2 separate regions of the Homo sapiens genome follow, and region 1 is linked to region 2. The links are chromatin contacts, found by Hi-C or POLR2A ChIA-PET in ENCODE. All regions are on one chromosome and are shown on one strand. Each heading gives the region's core, a stretch centred on a gene start or an enhancer-like site at or near the end of the contact. The rest is flanking DNA. Distances are from core to core; before and after follow the strand shown. Region 1 has its middle 83 kb from the start of LINC01907. Region 2 holds the start of ITM2C (integral membrane protein 2C).

Region 1 (4,661 bases), core at 1,017-3,516, 250 kb before region 2:
CCTGTAATCCCAGCGACTCTGGAGGCTGAGGCAGGAGAATTGCTTGAACCCAGGAGGCGGAGGTTGCAGTGAGCCGAGATCGTGCCATTGCACTCCAGCCTGGGCGACAGAGTGAGACTCCGTCTCAAAAAAAAAAAAAAAAAAAGAAAGGCAGCCTGGGCTGCAGATCAGATCTGGAAGCCACTGAAGCCTCGGGGGTGGCTGACGTTGCCTGGGAGGGTGAGTGGGCAAGAGGAGCTGTGTGAGTGACTACACCCTGTGCTTCTCAAACTTGAGCGCACAGCTCACTCACCTGGAGGGCTTCTCAAAACACAGATTGTGGGGCCCCGCCCCCTAAGTCTCAGATTCAGTACATCTGGTTCGAGGCCAAAGAATTTGCATTTCTTTCAAGTTCCCAAAGAAGAAGGTACATCTGGAGTCTAGTCAAGTTTTGAGAAAAGGGCTTTTCATTACAAGCAGAGTGTAACCAGGAAAGATGGCTCCTTGTACCCACCAGAGGAATAAAAACATCTTTTAAGAAAAGTCTAAGATTCTGACATTTTGGTTACAAAGTCAAGAAATAAGCTCCACCTAAAAAAAATCATCATCATTGGCCGGGCGCAGTGGCTCACGCCTGTAGTCCCAGCACTTTGGAAGGCTGAGGTGGGTGGATCACGAGGTCATGAGATTGAGACCATCCTGGCTAACACTGTGAAACCCCGTCTCTATTAAAAAATACAAAAAATTAGCCGGGCATGGTGGCGGACGCCTGTAGTCCCAGCTACTCAGCTACTCGGGAGGCTGAGGCAGGAGAATGGTGTGAACCTGGGAGGCAGAGCTTACAGTGAGCAGAGCTTGCGCCACTGCACCCCAGCCTGGGCGACAGAGCGAGACTCCATCTCAAAAAAAAAAAAAAAAAAAATTCATCATCATGAGATGCATCCATTTCACTGGCATTAGTCATCTGAGACTATCTAATGCAGAGCAATAAATTCTTTCCATGATGCTGGATATCTCTTGGACCTCCCTGTAAATAATTTTTTTTTTTCTTCTTGAGATGGAGTTTCACTCTGTCACCAAGGTGGGAGTGCAGTGGCGAGATCTCGGCTCACTGCAACCTCCCCCTTCTGGGTTCAAGCAATTCTCCTGCCTCAGCCTCCAGAGTCGCTGGGATTACAGGCACCAGTCACCATGACTGGCTAATTTTTTTTCGTATTTTTAGTAGAAAGGGGGTTTCACTACATTGGCCAGGCTGATCTCGAACTCCTGACCTCAGGTGATCTGCCTGCCTCGGCCTCCCAAAGTGCTAGGATTACAGGCATGAGCCACCGCACCTGGCCCCTGTAAATAATTTTTTTTTTTTTTTTGAGATGGAGTCTCGCTCTGTCACCCAGGCTAGAGTGCAGTGGCGCAGTCTCAGCTCACTGCCAGCTCCGCCTCCCGGGTTCATGCCATTCTCCTGCCTCAGCCTCCCGAGTAGCTGGGACTACAGGTGCCGGCCACCATGCCCAGCTAATTTTTTTTGTATTTTTAGTAGAGACATGGTTTCACCATGTTAGCCAGGATGGTATCAATCACCTGACCCCATGATCCACCTGCCTCGGCCTCCCAAAGTGCTGGGATTACAGGCATGAGCCACCACGCCCGGCCCCTGTAAATAATTTTTAAAGAGGCAACCTCGATGGGCACTGATCAGTGAAACAGAGGTCATTAGAGCGCTTGCTATCTGAAGGCGGAAATCCTCCATCCACTGGGCAACACTAGCCCTTGACTTAATTTCATTACAATGAAGGTGAATTTGGCTCTGGTCACTATCGCTCCAGCTCAGAAAGTATTCTGGCTGCAGTGAGCCCTGGAAGAGACAGATCTGAAAATTTACTGAGGTTAGAATCAAGGCACCTTGGAGTCAGGCAGCCATTGGTTGGATTTCTAAAACTGTCATTTACTTTGAGTGGCCTAGGGCACATTACTTTCATTTTTGTGAGTGTGTGTGGTTTTTGTTTTGTTTTGTTTTGTTTTTTTGAAATGGAGTCTCATTCAGTTGCCCAGGCTAGAGTGTCATCGTGCTACCTCAGCTCACTGCAACATCCACCTCCTGGGTTCAAGCAATTCTCCTGCCTCAGCCTCCCAAGTAGCTGGGATTACAGGTGCACACCACCACGCCCAGCTAATTTTTGTATTTTTAGTAGAGATGGGGTTTCTCCATGTTGGTCACGCTGGTCTCAAACTCCTGACCTCAGGTGAGTCGCCCACCTCGGCCTCCCAGAGTGCTGGGATTAGAGGTGTGAGTCACCACACCTGGCCTAGGGTACATTACTTTCTGCATGCTTGTTTCCTTATATGAGAATATAAATAACTATAGCATTTTTCTGAAAGATAAATTTTTAAAAGTATGTGAAAAGAACAGAATTCTTGGCCTGTGGTAAGTACTCTATAAATGGTAACTATTTTTGCCATTATTTCCATTTTCACTGTTGTTTGGAGAAGAAATGAAAAGTTGAAGAGAGTGTTTAATCAGTTCATAAAGTTGCCAGGGGACTTTAACAGCTCACAAGAGTAAAATGCTAAAAGAGAAAATCTCCAAGCCTTAGGGAAGAAGCTTAAGGGAGTTACACAGGAAGTTTAATGCCCTTTATATTTGTGTGTAATAAACACACATCATAAGAAAGGAATTCCCTTAGCCGGGCGGGGTGGCTCACGCCTGTAATCCCAGCACTTTGGGAGACCGAGGCGGGCGGATCATCTGAGGTCAGGAGTTCAAGACCAGCCTGGCCAATATGGTGAAACTTTGTCTCCACTAAAAACACAAAAATTAGCCGGGCGTGATGGCACATGCCCATAATCCCAGCTACTAAGGACGCTGAGGCAGGAGAATCTCTTGAGCCCGGGTGGTGGAGGTTGCAGTGAGCTGAGATGGCGCCACTGCACTCAAGCCTGGGTGACAGAGCGAGACTCCGTCTGGAAAAAAAAGAAAAAAGAAAAAAAAATCATTTCATTTCCAAACTTATAAATAACTGGCAACAAGTATTTTTGCAGAAAGCACTAGAGCAAAGTACTCTCCATCACAGCTGAAAAAGGGTTTTATTTAACTTGGAACAGCTGCAGGCACAGAGACTGAAATGTTCCTGCCATTGAACATTGAGTTAGGGAGTTCCCAGCTACACAGGGCAGGGCAGCATCTCTGTAGGACACCTGGAACCAAATGGGCTGAACTGGAACAGAATGAAAGAGAAATCCAGGTGGGACCAGAGAAGTAACTATTCCAAAGCCCTGCTCAGGTGAGTTTTGACTCAAGAAGAATCAGAAATCAGAAGTTCATCTTGGGGCTTCCTATATCTATTAATTTTCTGTTGTCTTTTTTTTTTTTTTTTTTGAGACAGAGTCTCACTCTGTCACCCAGGCTGGAGTGCGTGATCTCAGCTCACCGCAACCTCCGCCTCCCGGGTTCAAGCAATCCTCCCACCTCAGCGTCCCAAGTAGCTGGAGCTACAGGTGCCTGCCACCATGCCCAGCTAATTTTTGTATTTTTAGTAGAGACAAGGTTTCACCATGTTGGCCAGGATGGTCTTGAACTCCTGGCCTCAAGTGATCTGCCCACTTCAGCTTCCCAAAGTGCTGGGATTACAGACATGAGCCACTGCGCCTGGACTTGTTGTCTTAAACTCTTAAGTTAGAGAACTTTCCAGGTCATGGCTAAGACAGACATATTGACCAGAGACACCATCAAAACACTTGCAGCCCAAACTGTGAAGTCATTTCAATATGACACCCAGTGACTCCTTTTGCAATTGTCATTCTCAACCCATTTACACTCTTTCTTCTTATAAGAAGAGATTTTTTGGCTGGCTGCAGTGGCTCACACCTGTAATCCCAGCACTTTAGGAGGCCGAGGCAGGCAGATTTCTTGAGTCCAGGAGCTCAACACCATCCTGGACAACATGGCAAAACCCTGTCTCTACAAAAAATACAAAAATTAGCTTGGCATGGCAGTTCACAACTGTGGCCCAGCTACTCAGGAGGCTGAGGTGGGAGGATTGCTTGAGGCTGGGAGGCAGGTTTCAGTGAGCTGTGATCATGCCACTGCACTCCAGTCTGGTCAAAAGAGTGAAGCCCAGAAGAAAGAGAAAGAGAAGAAAAGAGAAGGAAGAGAAGGGAAGGGAAAGGAAAGGAAAGGAGAAGGAAGAGAGAGAGAGAGAAAGGAAAGAAAGAGAGAGAAAGAGAAGGGAGGGAGGGAGGGAAGGAAGGAGGGACGGAGGGAGGTAAGGAAGGAAGGAAGGAAATGAAGGGGAAACAAAGGAAGAAAGAAAGGGAAAGGAAAGGAAGAGAGAGAAAGAAAAAAAGAGAAAGGAAAGGGAGGGGAGGGGAGGGGAGAGGAGAGGAGGGGAGAGGACGGGAGGGGAGGGGAGGGGAGAAGAGAAGAGAAGAGAAGAGAAGAGAAGAGAAGAGAAGAGAAGAGAAGAGAAGAGAAGAGAAGAGAAGAGAAGGTCACTTCCAAGATGGCCAAATAGCAACAGCTCCAGTCTGCAGCCCCTAGCGAGATCAATGCAGAAGACGGTTGATGTCTGCATTTCCAACTGAGGTACCTGGTTCATCTCACTGGGACTGGTTGGACAGTGGATACAGCCCATGGAGGGTGAGCTGATGCAGGGCAGGGTGTCGCCTCACCTGGGAAGTGCAAGGGG
Region 2 (5,048 bases), core at 533-3,032:
TTATCCCAGCCGGTCTGGGAAGGCCTTCCAGGGGAAGTGGGGTGCTCGCCTGCCAATCTCAGGCATGTGGATGCTTCACCCAGGTGGCCCTGTCTTGCTGACCAGAGATTTGTGCCAAACCAGCTCTGCGACCCTGGGTTTAGTCATGCTACCTTCTATCACTATTAACATGAGGCTAATGTGTAGGTCACAGAGGCTGTGATGAAAATTAAATAATTGAATGCACGTGAAAGAATGCCACTCATAGAAGGTTTCACATGACCACATCCTTGGTGGCTGGGTTGTGTCTTGGGCATCTCTGTTTTCTGCCACAGAGCTTAACACAATGCTTGGCACACAGGGGTGCTTGGAAAACACTGAGTGAAGGAATGCATGTTGGGGGTGTGGCCTAAGCAAGACGTGGAGCTTGCCTTCTCCAGACACCAGGTTTCCCATGGGATCTGGAGCAGGTGATGAGCGGTAGTCCATAACACCTTCCTCTCTGGCTCTGTGCCAAACCAGATTCCTCCTCGTCTCCTCCAAACCATCTGTCTTCTTCCACCTCCCCATTCCCTCCCCCCAGTTCCCCAGGCTGGTGGCCTTAGCATCAGTTAGACTTTCTTCTTTCCCCACCTGTCTGTCCTCAAGGTTGCTAGGTTCATCCAAGATCTGAGCCAAGAGGTCCGGGTCTGGGACGTGGGCGCTAAGGGCCCAAGGCAGCTGCAAAAGACCTGAAAGGTGAGAAGAGAGATCAGTGGAGGACCCCGGACTGTCCTCAAGAAGCGGACGGACTCCCCTGCCCTCCACTGGCAGCCCAACAGCAGAACCAAAGCGGACCACTCAGCACAACCTGTGTGTGTTGCTGGGCGCTGTCCCTGGCCCAGTCTGGACCAGGAGCAAAGAGGAAAGATTCAGGGCGTTAGTGCCAAGAGCAGCCATCCCAGCAACAGAAGCCCCTGCTTCCCCAGTACCCGTGATACTTGGGAGGAGCAGAGTCTTGAGTGGAACCCGAGCCTCTGACACCCGCCCTGGGGGTCTTCCCTCCACTCTCGCCAGGGTCCTCCTGGATGAGTGAGACAAGGGCAGTTCAGGAGGTCACCCAATAACTGAGGTCGCAGCAACACGAAGGAGCCAGGGAGCAGGGGCGGCCTTCCCTTCTCCACTCCAGGCGGCTCCAGCGTGCACCCCAGGACCCCCCAGGAAGGTTTTGCAGGAATAAAGAATGAAGGCAGAAGCAAGATGGAGGATGAAGGAGGCGTGGATGGCTTCAGAAGGCAAGACGGAGGCAGCAGTTTGGCGCCTGTCTCAAAGCCTCCTCCCCGCGCCAAGGACAGGTCGGAGGAGGGGGGCGTGGGGACAGGTAGAGCGGAGGCTCCAGCGTTTCTAAAGGGGAAGACCTGAAGTGGGGCAGGAGAGACGGGTGAGTTGTCTGGAAGCTGCATTTGCCTGGCAAACACTGGGTTAACAAAGACTTGCGTTGCGGGGATGCTGGCCTTGGACAGGGAATGCGAAGGGATTATGCTACGGAGAACGGATCCGAGCGTGACGGCTGAATGAATGAGTGAGCGAGTGAGTGAGTGAGTGAGTGAGCGAGCGAGTGAGTGACTGTGCGAGCGAGCGGCAGAAGGAACTCCGACCCGCCCCAGGTGCGGAGCGGCGCGCCCGGCAGGGGTCACTGCGGGCCCCGCGGGCGGGAAGGGGGCGCAGGCGCGGCGGGCGCCGGGGCCCTCCCGCGGGGACGGGGCGGGGAGGGCTGGGGGTGGGGTTAGAGAGAGGGACGCGAGCGGGATCCAAACTTCCGGTGCCTGCAGAGCTCGGAGCGGCGGAGGCAGAGACCGAGGCTGCACCGGCAGAGGCTGCGGGGCGGACGCGCGGGCCGGCGCAGCCATGGTGAAGATTAGCTTCCAGCCCGCCGTGGCTGGCATCAAGGGCGACAAGGCTGACAAGGCGTCGGCGTCGGCCCCTGCGCCGGCCTCGGCCACCGAGATCCTGCTGACGCCGGCTAGGGTGAGAGGGTCTGGGGCTCAGGCGGTGGGGCGGGGGACCCAGGCTCACGACCCAGGCGCGCCCCGTCGGCCCTGGGGACTGCCCGAGGCGCGTCAGGGCCCCAGAGCCCGGGGTGGAGCAGGGTTGGGAAGTCTCGAATGGTTGCTTATCCCAGAATGAGGAGGGGGCTTAAGTCCCGTACTAAAGCGGCAGCCAAAAGCTGAAGTCCGAAGAGTGGGAGGCGTCTGGTTCTGGTCTTCAGGTGGAGAAGTGCTCGAGGTCTCTTCCAAAAGTGGGGGCCCCCTCGCCGCCTTATAGGGGGAGGGGGCTGGTCCGAAGAAGTTCGAGGAATGTTGGTGGGGGGGTACGCGTCTGGTTCCAATCAACTGGGAAAGCCGCGAGTCGAGTCCCCAGGTGGGGGATGGGAGGAGGGTTAGACGTAGTTTTTCCAAAGTAGGGCGGTGGGACCTGATTGGCTGGGGAATTGGGGGTGGGGGGGTCTGGTACCAACGAAGAGGGTGGGGCCGTTGATTTCCTCCGAAATTGGGGGCTGCGAGGGACAGAGGATGTGCTGCTGGCCTGCACCGGAATTGACAGACCAGAAAGTGATGAAATGGAAATCAGCCAGAACCGACGGCGCTGCGGCCTCTGGACGTCGGGGGTCCGAGGCCGGGTGCCCCCTTCCCACCCCACGCCCTGCCGTCTGGGCCTCCCTGCTCCCCTCTCTTTTCTCCATTCCCAGCCTCTCGCTGGGCTGTCCCCCGACCCCACGGGGAGGGCTCCCAACTGCCCCAGTGCCCTTGCATCCTGGGTCCCCGGGCTCTGTGCGCGTTCCCCCACCCCTGTCATCCCCCTCCCCTACCCCGGCTTCCTCCACTTTCCCTCTGGCCGGGGGGGAGAGAAGGCATTTCCGCCGTGGAAAACTGTCTGAGCTGCGTGCCTTGTGTCCGGGAAGGGCCCGCAGGGGGCAGAACGCGTGGCGGGCAGGGACAGGGAGGGAGGGAGAGCTGGCCCAGCCAGGTTTTATTGTGCCTGGCAAAGGTGTCTACGTGGGCGCCGCCCCCAGCGGTCTTGTGGCTTACCAAGCCCATGTCCTCCCCGCCTCCCCACCCCGCATTGAGGCAGGACTGAGAAAGTCTTTGTCCACTGCTTCCCCACTTCCAGATGCAGGCTTCTGAAGAGTCTTCCTGAACGCCTAGCCCCCTCCCCAGGTTTTGTGGCTCAGGTTCAGTCTTGCCTGGGGCATTAAGGGGCCTGCAGAGGATGACCTGGACCCTGGAGGAGGGGGCGCCGGAGAGGGCCGTCAGAGTTGGGTGTCAGCCTGGGCAGAGACCCTGAGTGAGGAATGCCAGGAGACTGAGAACCCCCTGCCCTTTTATGGTGGTCACTGCAGCAACCAGTGGCTCAGAGCCACAAGAGTTCAACAACCACCTAGGCGAGGTTGGGGGTTGCTGTGCACCCCATGAGAGCAGCTCCCCCCTTTTCATCTGAAGCTTAGGTGGAGGGGGCGCTCCATATTTGAAGAAGATGGTTCTGCAGCTTTAAAAGTTTGCAAGGGGTTCTTCAAGACTCCTTTTCTTTGGAAGGGAAGCTGCCCTCCACTCAGCCTGGGGAGGGGCAGGGATGGGGGCAGGAGGCAGCACGCTTGCCCATCTCTTTTCCTAGCCACCTCTTCCTGGAGATATTTGAGGAGGGAGGACCAGGTCAGACAGTGGGAGGGTGTTATTCCAACTCCATCAGAAGGTCCCCCAGATTTTGCAGGAGCGGCACATTCTCCAGCCGCAGCCTGCTGATGGCATGGGTTTGGGCAGTCTGACAGAGACCTGCATCTCGGGGCATAACTGACATCCTAGCTTCTGGCTTCTCATCAGGCTCTGAAATTGAGCGTCCTTTCTTCCCCCTCACCCAGCATGAAATGGAAATATCAACATCTTCCTGCGTGCTGTTTGTAATGGCCTTGAGCCTGCTGAGTACCTCCTCCCTCAAACTTTGTCAGTTGGGCAGGGTCCCCTCCCTCTCTAATTGGCAAGGGGGAGCTTAGGACTATGCGATCTGGGGAAAGAATTAGAATCCTGGCATCTTTAGGACAGAACTGCATGTTAGTAAACTTTCACAGCTTCCCAAGGCCCTGGCGTGGTGCAGAGGGACTTTAGGTGTTGCAAGTTGGCTCTGCCCATCACCTGCTAGATTTGGAGCCTTGGAAACAGTTCACTTCTGCGGGCCTCCTGTTGCCCCACTTGGCCAACCCGCACATTTCCTCCTTACCCAGTTTCTGGCAAGGAGCCAGGCCTCGTCTCCTGCCCCCAGCAGTGAGCAGGCAGGAGGCCCATTTCTCAGCTGTAGCTCTGTGAGCCGAGGGATGGCAGCCAGGAGGCTGCTTTCTCAGGGCAGGGCGTGTAGATTTTGTCCCGTACTGTTGGGAATGCCCAGGAAAGCTTATTAAAACGTTTCTTCTGGCTGGCAGTGACCCCAGAACCCTCCTTGGTGTCTGAACTGGACTCCAAAACAAGATTTATTTTATTTTATCTATTTTATTTTATTTTATTTTTTTTTTTGAGACAGAGTCTCACTTTTACCCAGGCTAGAGTTCCGTGGCACGATCTTGGCTCATTGCAACCTTCACTTCCAGGTTCAAGTGATTCTCCTGCCTCAGCCTCCCAAGTAGCTGGGAATAAAGGCACCTGCCACCATGCCCGGCTAATTTTTGTATTTTTAGTAGAGACAGGGTTTCACCATGTTGGCCAGACTGGTCTCAAATTCCTGACCTCAGGTGATCTTCCCACCTCAGCCTCCCAAATTGTTGGGATTACAGGTGTCAGCCACCACACCCGGCCCAAAACAAGATGTAAAAAGTGATCCGCAGGAGGAGCACTCGGTGAACAGATGATTGTGCGGTGAACAGATGATTGTGCGTTGGGGCAGTTCTTGACCTGTGTCCAGGCCCAGAGTGAGGGCGGGGTGGGGGCAGGGTGAGGCGGCAGGAGCACCCTCTCGGTGGGCACTGCCCCTGCTTCTGAGCAAAAACTGCAACACAAGGAGGATTTTGTCTGTGGACCTGAGACTGGAAGGAAGTGCCTCAGTGG

Evidence for each region. A loop is a pair of places that touch in the nucleus more often than their neighbours do. ChIA-PET counts read pairs that join two places held with the same protein, here RNA polymerase II (POLR2A). Pooled maps may share reads with other maps.
Region 1: a pooled map shows a loop between it and region 2 (3-fold over the local background). The contact joins the enhancer-like site here to the promoter of ITM2C in region 2. A Hi-C loop is called at or near these places in 3 of 37 single-sample maps with no recorded cell type and 2 of 50 pooled maps. POLR2A ChIA-PET finds 5 or more read pairs at or near these places in 1 of 52 experiments (AG04450).

Annotation. Positions count from the first base shown.
Region 1 is chr2:230,614,795-230,619,455 of GRCh38, forward strand. No RefSeq gene overlaps it. Among named protein-coding and RNA genes, the nearest start is that of LINC01907, 83 kb to the right of the region's middle. RefSeq lists an enhancer at 392-511. Within about 2 kb of position 2,267, at least 5 of the 41 ENCODE cell types and tissues checked have a DNase peak (open chromatin) inside an H3K27ac peak, as active enhancers do.
Region 2 is chr2:230,863,160-230,868,207 of GRCh38, forward strand. ITM2C (integral membrane protein 2C) reads left to right here and starts at 1,783. Exons shown (of 6, transcript NM_030926.6): 1 at 1,783-1,986. The coding sequence starts at 1,867. RefSeq lists enhancers at 467-1,125, 1,784-2,442, 2,443-3,099 and silencers at 1,533-1,902, 2,003-2,092, 2,883-2,982.